2 separate regions of the Homo sapiens genome follow, and region 2 is linked to region 1. Evidence: chromatin loops called from intact Hi-C (ENCODE). Cell type or tissue: psoas muscle. All regions are shown on one strand. Links, peaks and the distances in the headings refer to the core of each region. The heading gives the core; the rest is flanking DNA.

Region 1 (6,802 bases), core at 2,329-4,828:
TACTGGTACAGCTATTTCCTGAAGCTAATCTTTAATAATTGTTTTACATTGCTAGAACACTGTGGTTTTGATAATAGCATTTAAAATCTTGATGTCATCAGCTTGGTATTCTGAGTAAATGTTTAAATAACTTAAAGATAAATCTCCACAAAATTAGATCTAACAAGGAACCTCTGTAATCTCCATCTTAACAGCTAACATAAATTTTCTATTCCAAATAATAAAAGGCAGCACACTCAAAGAACAAAGCATTTGAAACAACCCAGATTTTCTTTTTTTGAAAAAATTAATGGTAGATTTTAAAATGAAAATAAGTTATTTAGAAAGTTTTCTTTTCATTTATTCTGCCTATTTTTAAAATTAGACTAAGTTTCTCTATTAACTTTACCACAATACACTGCTTATAATGAAGACGTGTAGTACTAAAAAAAGTGGTGGCAATGAAAATTTCAAATAGAATATTTTTTATTTAATTGGTCCTATATTAAATCCTTTTGAGTTATTTCATTTTGTGGTATGTTGCTTAACAAGATTTCACATTAAATAAATATTTAAATATTGTGAATTTTAAATACCTCTTTGGGGAGAAATTCTGGTCATTCCTAATGTAGGTAAAATAGGATTTTCTAAATTGTTTAATACTGAGAATGTTGATTTTTAGGCATTAATTTCCCCTTATACATTTGTGTTATAACTTAAGTAAATTGTTTTGCCTCTGAAATATATCTTAGATGACCAAAAATAACATCACAAAACATGTTTGTTATATACTTAATTGTTTTGACCATAGAATTAATTTTAAAGTCAAAAGGGGCATTGCTTTTTCATCATTTCCAGTTCAGAATATTCAGCATGTCACAGATGTTCATGAATAATGTCCATTTAAAACTGTTGGCAAAGAGTGCTGGTGAGTTGGCTAGATGAATTAAATGTTGGGGGGATCTGACAGGCAGCACGCTGCTTTGTGATCATTCCAAAGTTCTAATAATCTCCCTCACCTTCTCTGCCTGCCACTAATGAAAGAGAATAGGTGATTGCACCTCCGGCTATGTTCTGCGCCTAATGACTCCTCCAAAGGCAGATTTATGAAGAAAAAATTAACTTTGAATGAGGATTGAATTGGCCCTGACAGTCTGATAGACTGTGACACAGATTCTGTGGCAAAACAGACGTAGCTCTAATTGATTATCAATATTTTAAGCAAAGTGATGAAAATAAGCATTAAGTGATGAGAAAGGCAGTCTTAATACAGTAGGCAGTAACCAGGACATAAGAGAGTCTATGGGGAGTTTTGCACTGATTGCTATTACTGAATTTTATCTGTCGATTTTTACCTTTGCTTCCTGGCAGCCATTGTCCCTCCTTGGTGTACTATTTTTTTTCCTCAAAAATCTATGACTAGAATGTTAATCTCACTGATAACACTGACAAAGCTATCTGCAGTCTCTTCCTCTGGAGAAGTTTGTTTAATATTTAACTCATTTTGAATTGAGGTTAGCTTTCGTAGTTTTGAAAGAACTGAGACTTTTTATGAAGATTTTAGATTAACAAATTTCATTCACATACTGTTTCTAAATTTAGTACTATCCATGAAATATAAACTAGCCTAAAATATTGCATATTGCATGTCACATATTTCTCATAATATCAGGCATTATATCCTTTACATAATTTGTAGCATTGACATCATTTGTAGCCTTCATCTTATGAATAAAATGAAGACATTTATCTAGAAATACTATATATATATACACACACAGAGTGAGTCTATGTATATATACTATAGTTACTTACAAAATATATTTTCAAACTAACAACAGAAATTCAACTTAGATAATTATATGTTCATGTGATGCTTCGTAAGTTAATTTAATAACACTTGAAATTGTTATATACCTTTTTCCTTATAAGTTATATTTAGTCCTCTATATTAAAACAGAGAAAAAAGATCACTTAAAAAATCAGTAGCAATTTCATTCAGTGTTAAAATTGATGAGCCAAGAACATACTATATAACATCACGTAATGCTGTGCTTGCTTACTATTAAATAGGTTTTAGATAAATTAGCTTATTTAACACAGAAACTATACGTATTTTTTCTTGTGGCAAAATACTCTGAATTATTAGTCATCAGTATTTATATTGTTTTGTGAAATTAATTTCAGCCAGAAATTGTGCAATTATTGAAAACTTGAAATTCTCCAGGTTACTTTGGAGAAAGTGAGTCATTTTTATTTTTCCAAAGGTCTCCCCAAGTAAGTTATTAGAGGCAAAAATAAGGTAATACAGAGATGCTACAGTACAATGCTTCTCAATCTTTCTCATGTCATGAAATGCAAAAGGATATATTTCGTTGGTACACCAGGTTAAACTGGTGAGGCTGCTCTTGGCCAAAGGCTACTGCTCTCAAACTCCAGCCACCTCAGACCCTGCCTGGTTGTCTGGAGGGCTGAGAGGATGATATTTTAGCACACATATTACTTAGTAGTAGCTAAATAGTTGGGAAGCTCTGAGTGTATTGCAGATAGAGAACTACATTTATAAAGCCCAGATTGAATAATAATGGTTTGAAAGTTAAATCTATCTAAAATCTGTCCAAATATCTAAAAACAATTCTAAAAATCATCCTATCTAGAAAGAGAAGAACAAATATATCTCTAGACATAATTTTTGTTAGATGGATTGCTGATCTTAATTGTATTTTCCACTTAATGTTGGTTGTAATATCTGCTAAGATTATTCAAATTTTAATCTTTGTTTTGACCCCTATTAAAGCAGAATATATATTTAAACTTTATTCTCTGAAAAATGTTAAATAAAATAAAGTTATCTCTTGGCAGAATAATATTGTCACTCATTCTTAGAGAGTCTAGAATGATTTTTTGAAACTCCAAAGACGTTAAAACTAATCAAATCCAGCTCTTAGTTGACTATTTAAGAAATAGCAGCTCAGATCACAATTAGATCACTGCTATGCTAAAACTAAAATCCAGTTTTCCCGATTCCGAGGCCATTCCCTTTCAGCTCTACTCTGTGATGTTTAAAAATCTTCATATGAGAACTTCCAAAATGTTATAAATTATAAAATTCACATATTCTTTTATAGCTGTAAGAAGTAATTTGCTAGCAATTTTCACTTATACATTAGGTGATGCTTTTAGGTAGGGTTTCAGTAAGGTAATGTCAATTTTTCTAATTCTTTATTTACAGTGTCTTCCCAAAAAAGCCTGACATTTTCTGTTTTAGTGTTCAAAATATCCAGTGAAAAAAAATGGAAAGCTATTCATCGTGCTGAAGTTTACTTTGTGCTAAAAATTATTTTATTATAAAGGAATTATATTCTAGTAAAAATAGATTAAGAAACATTCTAGTTTGGATAAGAATTCTACAAACACCGATATTGGGTACTTTGTCCTCTGTCATTCCATTTGTTAACATTCCAACAGACAGAAGAAGCAGACAGATACATTATTCTTTTTGCGCCACCTAGCGAAACTCGGGTGCTGTATATTTACCACACTATACCCAACTTGCAATGTGTGTTACACTTAGCTCCTGCTCATTACACCTGTAAGAAATTCACAAAAGAAAAAAAGAAAGCTCTAACCCCACTAACATTGACTTTTCATCATATTTTGGTAAATTTTTGAAGACTGAAATATTATTAGTAAAAATATGAATACTTATGCTCAATTCTGAAGGCATTGCCTTGAACAAAAGACATCACATGGGGGTAAAGTTTTTAATTATGCTCTTCCAGTTGTAAATACAAGATTTTACCAAATGAAAGTACATTCTGGAGTAACATTCAAAGTACTGAAAAGAGATGGGATGAAATTAGATTGAAGACTGTACAAAATATTTTAAGGATCTCAAACTCATTAAGTGTTTTTTATTTAATGAGGTTTTCTTTTATCATAAATCAAAAATATTGGTAAAATAACTTGTGCCACACTTATGCTTTGAAATGAAAATAGTAATGTTGTGTAATGCTAGACTGACTGATTTGTAGTTTGAAAGAACACTGTGTTAAAGCTTCTATTTATCTATTTTTTTAAAATTTGTGTTTCAAGTGTTTGAAGTGAAATCTCTTGCATTTTTTTTAATTAATACTACACAAGCATTCTGCTGCTTAACTTGTAGGTCTTAATTTTTAATAATATTAAATTTCAAGGTCATGCTTTCAGAATGCTGACACAAGATAAAATAATACTATTGTCAGTGTCATTGTTTTATGTTGATGTAATAAAAAGTACCTAATGTAAAAAAATAGAAAAAATAATTTATCCAGTAGGAGAAAATTGTTCCTTATGTATCTAAATTTGTTGTGTATGAGGAAATATAGGACTTGTGGTGGCTGTAACTATAGTTCTGAAGATTTTTATTTGATTTGACATATGATTACTCTGAAAATTCATAAGATTTACTGCTCTTAAATATGTGCTATAAAGATATAGATATAAATATATGTGCTATAAAGATAAAGATATATAATTTAAAGGTATATATTTACTTTCACTTTGAAAGTATATATTTCTAATTTTTAATATTGAATTATACCCTAAATGAATTTTTTAGTAAGGGAAGACTTTACGCTTAGAAAATTGTAGATAAGCATGTTTATACATGAGTGCAGATATATAAAACGTACATCTTCTAGTTAAAACATACATCTTTTAACTAGAAGATGAGGTTTTAACTTCTTTTAACTAGAAGATGTGTGTTTTATATATCCACACATATATCTTAAAAAGAGAAGTTTTGAGGAGTTATGCCAGATTTTATATCTGAATATTAATATTCATATGGCTAGAATGGAATGTACTAATTAATGTAATTTTTTGAGACACTGATAAATCTCAGAATGTCCTTTCTTGTCTTAAATGTTTCTAAAACATTTAAGTAACATGAACAGAATTAAATCTTTAATGTATTAACATTCCTCAGAGTCATCATTTTGTGAGTTAATTTTTACTTTAGTTCAATAAACATTTATCGAGGAGCTAATGAGCCATGTCTGATATGACACTATGCTAAAATCAGTAAGATATCGGACCTCAAGTAGTTGGCAGTCTAGTGGGGAAGAAAGACACTTGTTCAATTGGCTATAGTAGAAAAATACAGTTTTCTCAGACCTAAGAGGAGGAATTAATGTGGACTGAGATAATAGGGCAATGCATCATGGAGCAACAATTAGTGTTGTTGAATATTATGAGTGTAGATAAAGCAAGTATGAACTACAGAGCTAAATTTGTAGTTGTGACACAGCATCTCCAGAAACTTTAAAAATATATATATATATCTTCTCAAATTATAAAGTGAAAAAGATTCAGCAGTAGTCTGCTTAAAAGTACATGTGCCCACACGTGCATGCATGCACACATACATATATACACACCAGATTCTATACAATTTCTCGGAAATATTGGAGAAACCACTTTACATATACTTAGTACATATTTCCCTAAATGAAATTTTGTTGTAAGAAAAGGATTCATTACTAGAAATTTGTACATTGATTTTTTAAGTGTACAAATTATATCATAAATAGAACAGACACATGCATTTTAAACAATAATTACTATATTTAAAAGCTAATATCTATAAAGGTATATAGATAATATTGTATATTTTATATAAATACAATATGCTACCCTGGGCTATAATACTATTGTGAGTGGTTGGCATATATGAACTCATTCAACTTTTACAATAACCCTGTGGCTTATGATGGAAGTATTATTATCAATACAATTTCAGATGAGTTAACTAAGACACAGAGAGATTAAGATACTTGTTGCAGATCTCATAGCTAGTAATGGATAGAGCCAGGATTCAAACCGAGACAGTCTGGCTTCAGAATCCATTCTTTAAATATCTCTGCTATAATACCTCATAGTAATTCATTTTATGGCTAGATTAATAGATAATTCTATAGAAGAGGCCATATTGAAGAAACGTCTTCCAATTCTTTTTATAGATGTACACACACACAAAAAAAAAAACCTTTGGATGGGGATCTGAAGAATATACTATCCTACCAAATTCCCGGGGTAGTGTGTTATATGTAACCAGAAATCAGTATAAATAAGTAATATTTTGCTATTTGCTATTTTGATGGAATAAGTGTTTTCACCTATTATAGCTTATTTTCTCACAAGTATTTTATTTCCTTTTCTAAAATTGAAAATGGTTTAATAATGGTTAATTTAGTAAGCACACATTGGCACTGGGCTGAGTTTTGAGGAGGCAAATGTGAATAAGAAACAAATATGTTAAATAAATGGTTACAGTATAACTGGCAAACCGAATCCAGCAGCACCTCAAAAAGCTTATTGACCATGATCAAGTCAGCTTCATCCCTGGGATGCAAGGCTGGTTCAACATATGCAAATCAATAAACGGAATCCATCACATAAACAGAACCAGTGACAAAAACCACATAATTATCTCCATAGTGCAGAAAAGGCCTTCAATAAAATTCAACAGCTCTTCATGCTAAACACTCTCAGTACACTAGGTATTGATGGAACATATCTCAAAATAAAATAATAAGAGCTATTTATGACAAACTCACAGCCAATATCATACTGAACGGGCAAAAACTGGAAGCATTCCCTTTGAAAGCCAGCACAAGACAAGGATGCCCTCTCTCACCACTCCTACTCAACATAGTGTTGGAAGTGCTGGCCAGGGCAATCAGGCAAAAGAAAGAAATAAAGGGTATTCAATTAGAAAAAGAGGAAGTCAAATTGTCCCTGTTTACAGATGACATGACTGTATATTTAGAAAACTCCATCA
Region 2 (6,802 bases), core at 1,743-4,242, 830 kb before region 1:
CTCAAGCCAGCCTTGTAATATACTCAGGAACTGAAATCAGCATCAGCTTCTCCTTCTCCTGATGGCATGTTGTTAAGAGAACAAGCTTAGAATCAGGTAATCCACAGTGTCAGCCCAGCTCTGTCACTCACAAGGTCTGTAATCTGGAGCACACTTCTCCCAACCTCAGTTTCTTCGTCATTTAAGTTGGTATAATAATATCCACCTCACAGTGCTGGATAAAGTACTAAATAATGTTTGTAACATGTCAGCTCCATACCTGACATATAGGAAGGGCTCGATGATAGTAGTTACTATTATTTTTTAAAACTGCAGAATCAAATTTTCAAAAGACTGCAGACACTTAGTTCTTTCACTGTGAACTCCTGTCTTTCATCTCAGAGAAGTGCCATGTTAGAAGAGAAAGGCCACCATTGATGTCAATATCAATGTTTTAAAAACTTACTGTGTAATGCACTGCAGTGACATACCTAGCATATTTGATGCCTGGAGTGGATCATTTTTTAACATCCCTTCCTCTCTATGATAAAATTATTTTCAGTAATTATCACATAAGAATTAGTAATAATCATTATTTTCTCAAATTGTTCCTTCGTTTTAAAAACAAATAATTAACAATTTTATTAGAAAAGCAAAGTTCAATTTTAAATATATTCAAATTCAGTAAAACATTTCATGTACGAACTAAAATTTGCGCTTGCCAAACTAAAATATTATACCTTGAAGTTCAGAGTTTCCTTCTTCTAAATTTGAAACATAAAACCTCTGAGTGATTACACAGAAATGACAGAATTGGTGTAAATCAAGATCTTTGTGTCCTTGTTTCTACAATCACTGAGCTACCATCATTTTTGAATCTACCATTTAAACACAGGAAGAGATGATACCACCAGGGCTGGAGACAAAACCTTCAGGGGAACCAATAGGTCCATCAATTTCGAACCATTATACACTTGCTTTATACAAAACTCCTGAGGCTGAGTCCACTTCTGCTGAGGAGTGGAGTGGGGAAGGCACCTTGAATAACTGGGCATTCTTCAAATTGACTTCCTTAATAAAGAATACAATGTTTATTAAAGGATAAGTAATTAAAAACCAGGAGAATACATAGCTTACATATATTCTATTAAAACTCAATAGTAACCACAACAGTTCCCTGGAATTTAAACCAACAAGAGATTTTGGGGATAAAGTAATTTGATCACTGACATTGTTTAGAATTGTTGGCTTATGTTGATAATGAAAAGCAAATCAACCTTTTTTTTTTGAGACAGTGTCTCACTCTGTCACCCAGGCTAGAGTGCAGTGGCACGATCACAATTCACTGCAGCCTCCATCTCCTGTGCTCAAGCCATTCTTCCACCTCAGCCTCCCATATAGCTAGGACCACAGTCATGCACCATCACACCTGGATAATTTTTTAAAATTTCTGTAGAGATGGGGGTCTTGCAGTGTTGCCCAGGCTGGTCTTGAACTTCTGGGCTCAAACAAGCCTCATGCCTCGGGCTCCCAAAGTATTGGGATTACAGGTGTGAGATATTGCGCCTGGCTGCAAATAAACTTTTAGTCAGCTTTCCTATTGCTTTTAAATTCTTTACAGACAAAACACCTCTTACTTCCTACACCTGGTGCATCCTCCCTCTGTCCTGCCCTTGGCATTCTACCATTCCAGTTATTTCCTTCACCTGTGAATTTCCAGAATCTTCTGAATTCCCCACACCTAGTATAGCCCTTTCTACATAGTAGGTACTTAATGACTATTTGTTGAATTATGAATGCCAGCCATGCTACATTTTCTCATGCTCATTATTTTTAAAATGTCCAAGGGCAAGGATTTTTATCTGCATTTTACAATCAGTCTTTGAGATATTATATAACATGTCCAAATTCACACAGCTCATTAGTAGCAGAGCTGGGATTCGAACCGAGGTCTCTCTGGCTCATGTGCATTGAGCACACGTCCATGTACACAGCTTCTCATCTGTGCCATACTGCGCTGACACTTTTGACTACTGACTTCAGAATTTATAATGCATAATTAAAGAAGTACCCTTTGTGGGTACTATTCAAGCTTGTTTGCATCCTAAATGCAAGTTGGAAAAATATTTGGCACCAGTGACTGTCACATTCATTAGGCAACTTAAACCCATCTGCAGCTCTATTGATATTCATCAGCCCTGCTAAATCATTTACACCATCAGGAAATTAGTCTAGAATGACACTCCCTTTCAGAAAAAGGAACCAGGAAAATCCAGAGAGGCAAGAAGCTGAACCCTGATGGGAGGCGAATAATAGCAGGTAACTGCTCCAGGCCCCACTGCCAGGGGAACAAGGGAGTCGCTGTCATCCATAGGTTGGAGAAATAAAAACCCAGCCACAGTGGGATTTTCATTCATATGGCAACACAATCCAGTGCTTGGCAAGTCACTGAGCCTGCACAGCCAACCATCTGTTTCAAAGCCTCCTGCATTTTCCCATTCATGTAGCCATTTAATCTGCCCTTGGCAGGATTGAAAATAAAATTCGGGAGACTCGCTGAGAAATGCATGCCTCAGAGAAGCCCTGACTCAGATAAACCCAGACCTAGCACACCCTGGCCACTGCAGGAAGCTGCACAAAGTCCCTTCCAGCTCAGGGATCTTTTTCTAATCAGAAATTATCCCACACGCTGTCACCAGGGGGAGCCCCCACAGGAAGCTGCTGGCCTGCAAGAGCACTGCGGAGGGGCTCGGAGGACCTCAGAGCTTCTGACTCAGCCACCTTTGCTGTTGCAAAGGTTGAGACCAGGAGGGAGATTTGGGCCTTTTCCTTTTTCAGCTAGACGTGGCACGAATATGGGGAAATGAACAGTTGAGTTATCTTACCATATCTTCTATTTAAGGGCTCGGGAGTTAAGGGAACACCAGGTTGCAAATGTATTTTATAATGTCCACTTATAGACCAGACATCTTTTATTTTAAAAACTTTTTTTTTTAAAAAGTAAAAATTTGTCTAGAAATGCTCAGTCCCATGAAATGTCCTTGTGGCAGAGCTCAAATATGCATCCTACATAATTATAAATTAAAGGATTTGACGTTTTATAAATTCTCTGAAGTCAGTGGGTCCAGACCCAGAGGAGCATCCAAATGACCCAAGAACCTTTAAAAAACATAGGTGTGACTCAGCTGATATGAGTGGATGTCCAGGCAACTGTATTAGAAACTGATTTCAGAACAACTGCTTGAAAAGAGGCTCCATAACCCTATTTTATCTGCCTAAACCAGCAAGGGCTCTGAATTTCAGTTTGATGATGCCAAATAAAAGAGTTACTTGGTTCTTCTAAATAGACTTCTACCCCGGAATCTGTATTTCCCAGACTTGCTCGCTTTTACAGATTGTCTGGGAATTGGTTCTCAAACTTGACTGCACATCAACATCATCTACAGCTCCTTAAAAAGCCCCAGTGCCTAGGTGCCGCCCCCAGTGACTCTGATTTTATAGGTCTGCAATGGGACCTGGACATCAGGATATTTTAAAGCCCCACTGGCGGCTGTAATGTGCAGCACAATTTGAGAACCATTAATGGAGGGGGCTGTCAGAAGCACAGATGTCCAGGCCCCAAGCTAGACCCACGGAATCGGTGTCTTTAAAGAGGATCCAGGGTAACTGAATTTTTACCATGCATTACAAGTAGGCATTATGATCTGGCAAGTCTATGAACCAAAAGAAGCTCACATTTCTTTTTTGCAGGAGACCGTAGTCCTTCCCTGTCCCTGCAGTAGTGAGAGCAGTCATTTTGATAGAGCTGCGGTAGAGGAGGCCTGTGGCTGGTCTGGGGCCAACCTTGGGCTCCCACCCTCCCTCCTTCTGCCAACCATCTACACACATGTGGATGTTTCTATAAATCACTTCTGATCTGTGGTTCGTATTCAGGAAGTGTTCTGACTGCTTACCCATGTAATGATGGAGTGGAGGAAAGGTCTAATTTTGGAACAACAGTGGCTTAGGCAGCACCGTGTTCCCTGCAAGTTGAATTTCCTAAACACAGTCGCTCCACCACTCTGGCGGCTGCTCACCACAATTACACAGGCAGTTTAAGGCACTCTATCCATCACAGCAAATTACTGGCATGATCCACTCAAGAATCAGGCTGGACAGCCTTGCTGATGGCAATCTTTGCAGAACCTTCTTGATAACCAAGAGGAAGGCAAGGTGGGAGAGAGAGCTTTGCAGGTCAAGGCCATTGAATCAATTAACAAGAGCTCGCCCGATTCCAGCATGGCTTCCAATCTGACCGGGGAGACAAGATTTGTGAAAGCTGTTAGTACAGACAGCATCATACAAGAGTGTGAGTTCTTACCGCCTGGGTTTCACAGGTACAATAAAACCAGGGAAGGAAATTAACTTTTGTGGGATGTCTTACATAGTGCTAGGCTCTAACGTACATTGTTTTATGTAATTCACTCAACAGCCCCAGGATGCATCATTACTCTCATTTTGCAGATGAGGAAACTGAGGATCATTTTATCCAGATCACTCAGGTACATGGAGGCAGAGAGACACTTTCTCTGGGCCCCAAACCATTCCCCTTCCCGGTGGCTTAGGCCAGTTGAAACCCTACAGACGTTGGCCTCTGTTTCTTCAGAGATCAGCTCCCGGGGAGCCTGGGAAGCCAGGCAGGGAAGTCCGCTTTGACAGTAATAACTTGAGAAGGAGCTGCTGTGCTACTTCTCTGCAGGGCAGGACCAGGAAATGGAACTCCACTCCCCTGCCATGAACACAGAACACTGGCTCTTCTTGTCTGAAGCTCCTGGTTTGGTAAACTGGTAAGAAGATGCTCGTGCTGAACCCTTGTAACAGGAGTATCTTCCAAGCTAGAAAGGGCCTTCTCTTTCTGTTGCTGGGGTCTTTACAAATCTCAGCAAACAATGTCTTAAGACTCCTGACCTCATCCTTGGGTTCCTGGGTCTGTATTTTCTGGTAAGCACCCTATGATTTTAACCTTTGGTGATTCGTGGGTGCTGAGGTGGCTGAGGAAACTGTAGTGAGATAAAAGACATAGAGCTTTGTTTTAGGTTGGGCTCCCCAGAGGCCCACCATGAATCATGTATCTGGGCGTGGGGAGTTTAGGAAGCAATGCAAGGAGTATTGGTAAGAGAAGTTAGAAAGTGAGACAGAGAAGGGAAGAAAGAGAAGCCTATAAAGGGTACGTTCATTGTTAGGCAGTTTCCACTGTGGACAATTGGGGCTCAGTCCCACTGTGGACCTGGAGAAGACAGTGTAGATTATTGTATACACCTCTGATTTATCCCCATCCTTACCCAGGGGTGTGAGAGCTGTGGTATTGATCCTCCAATTCCCACCCATCATTGACTGAGGGCTGTTCCTGGGGAAAGGGAAACTAACTCCCTCTATGACATAAGCTCCAAGGACTAAGAGGCAACTCTCAGGCTGTTAGTGGGTCCTGACCACTAAATGAATAGTAGGAGGGACACAGCCAGGGCCTGAATCTACTCCAGGTTGGAGATGCTTATGCCATTCAGTGGCTCTGATGACACTGCCTTGAGGACATCTGGGCTCAAGGATAGCAAGGCTTAGACAGGGGTTGGCTGAGCAGAAGGAGGACAAGTAGCCACCGTCAGATCTGGCCCAGGCCTCAGACTCTGAAGGGGCCAAGGGGTCATTTGAAGGGGGCAGAAACTCACCCTATGCTTAGGGTTGACAGATAAAATACAGGCTGCCCAATTAAATCTGAATTTCAGATGAACAATGAGTGATTTTTAATTATAAGAACAGTGCACGCAATTATATGCTGTTCATCTGAAATTCAGATTTCATTGAGTATTCCATATTTTTATTTGTTAAGTCTGGCAATGCTACCTGTGCCCCCTCTCTGAGTTGGGAGTGGGTGTGGGCAGAGGCCACTCTGGTCTCTGGCATGCCAGAGTTTTTGACACAAAGCAGAGGGTAGAAGGCCGAAGGCAGCCTGAGTACATCTCCTCAGTTAGGTAAGGAGGGGCTGTGGCTGTGCAAAGGGAAGGGAATGAGGCTTCAAATAAGGAAAAATGTTGACCTTTGGAAATAGAGTTGCACAATCTACAAATAGCCTCTGGAGTTCGTGGTGTTGCTAATGGTTCTTTTTGGAATTCATATTTAACTGACACTTCTTGGATACCTACCATGTACAACCTTCTTCCTGATCACCGTGTCACTTCATCTTCATGACCGCTCTTGTTTATCCTTGAGGACAATGAAGTCTTTCAGAAGACAGCATTGTCCAAAGTGAACACATGAGCAGTTGAAACCCAATTTCTGGCCCCAAGTCCCAGGATCCTTTCTGTTGTAGCACAGCTGCTTCTAATGAGGGATGTCTGACCCCAAGTCCCATGTCCAACACTGCCATCGCTTGTTTATATCAAGTATAAGGCAGAGGCTTGGCTCAATCAGTATGATTTTTGGTCCATATGCAAATCTGATTTACGGTCAGTTTTTAGCTCACCAATGGATTGCCATCTAGGCCATTCCACAAATACAGAATACACCTGAACTGTATTCCTCATATTAATAAACAACACACATTTCTTTGAAAATATTGTCTCTGTGAGAAAACACACCCTGCATTTGAACTGAGAATGCAGGACCAACTCGCTCCTTGCATGAACCCTGTAAAAATGAAACTTTCTCCTTCCACAAAGTCAATCCAACCACCAATTCTTACAGGAAAGGGCTGAGGCTGTGGGGCCACTCCAGGTAAAGACTCTAGCCGGTGGGCTGGAGGATGAGATGCTTCCTCCTGGAGGTTGATATGATTTGGCTGTGTCCT

Evidence for each region. A loop is a pair of places that touch in the nucleus more often than their neighbours do. Peaks named below come from ENCODE experiments on the same cell type or tissue, not always from the same donor. Only the 100,000 strongest peaks of a DNase experiment are listed, where the experiment ranks them.
Region 2: a loop joins it to region 1, with 6 times the contacts of the local background. A loop is called at or near these places in 93 of 110 quality-filtered maps.

What each region holds. Positions count from the first base shown.
Region 1 is chr3:158,431,123-158,437,924 of GRCh38, forward strand. All of the region lies in intron 6 of RSRC1 (arginine and serine rich coiled-coil 1), which reads left to right. Among named protein-coding and RNA genes, the nearest start is that of UC.134, 92 kb to the right of the region's middle. In psoas muscle, for the core only: a CTCF peak has its summit at 3,507; no DNase peak of the experiment used is centred there.
Region 2 is chr3:157,604,096-157,610,897 of GRCh38, forward strand. No RefSeq gene overlaps it. Among named protein-coding and RNA genes, the nearest start is that of VEPH1, 100 kb to the left of the region's middle. In psoas muscle, for the core only: a CTCF peak has its summit at 2,684 (motif pointing right); a DNase peak (open chromatin) is centred at 2,686.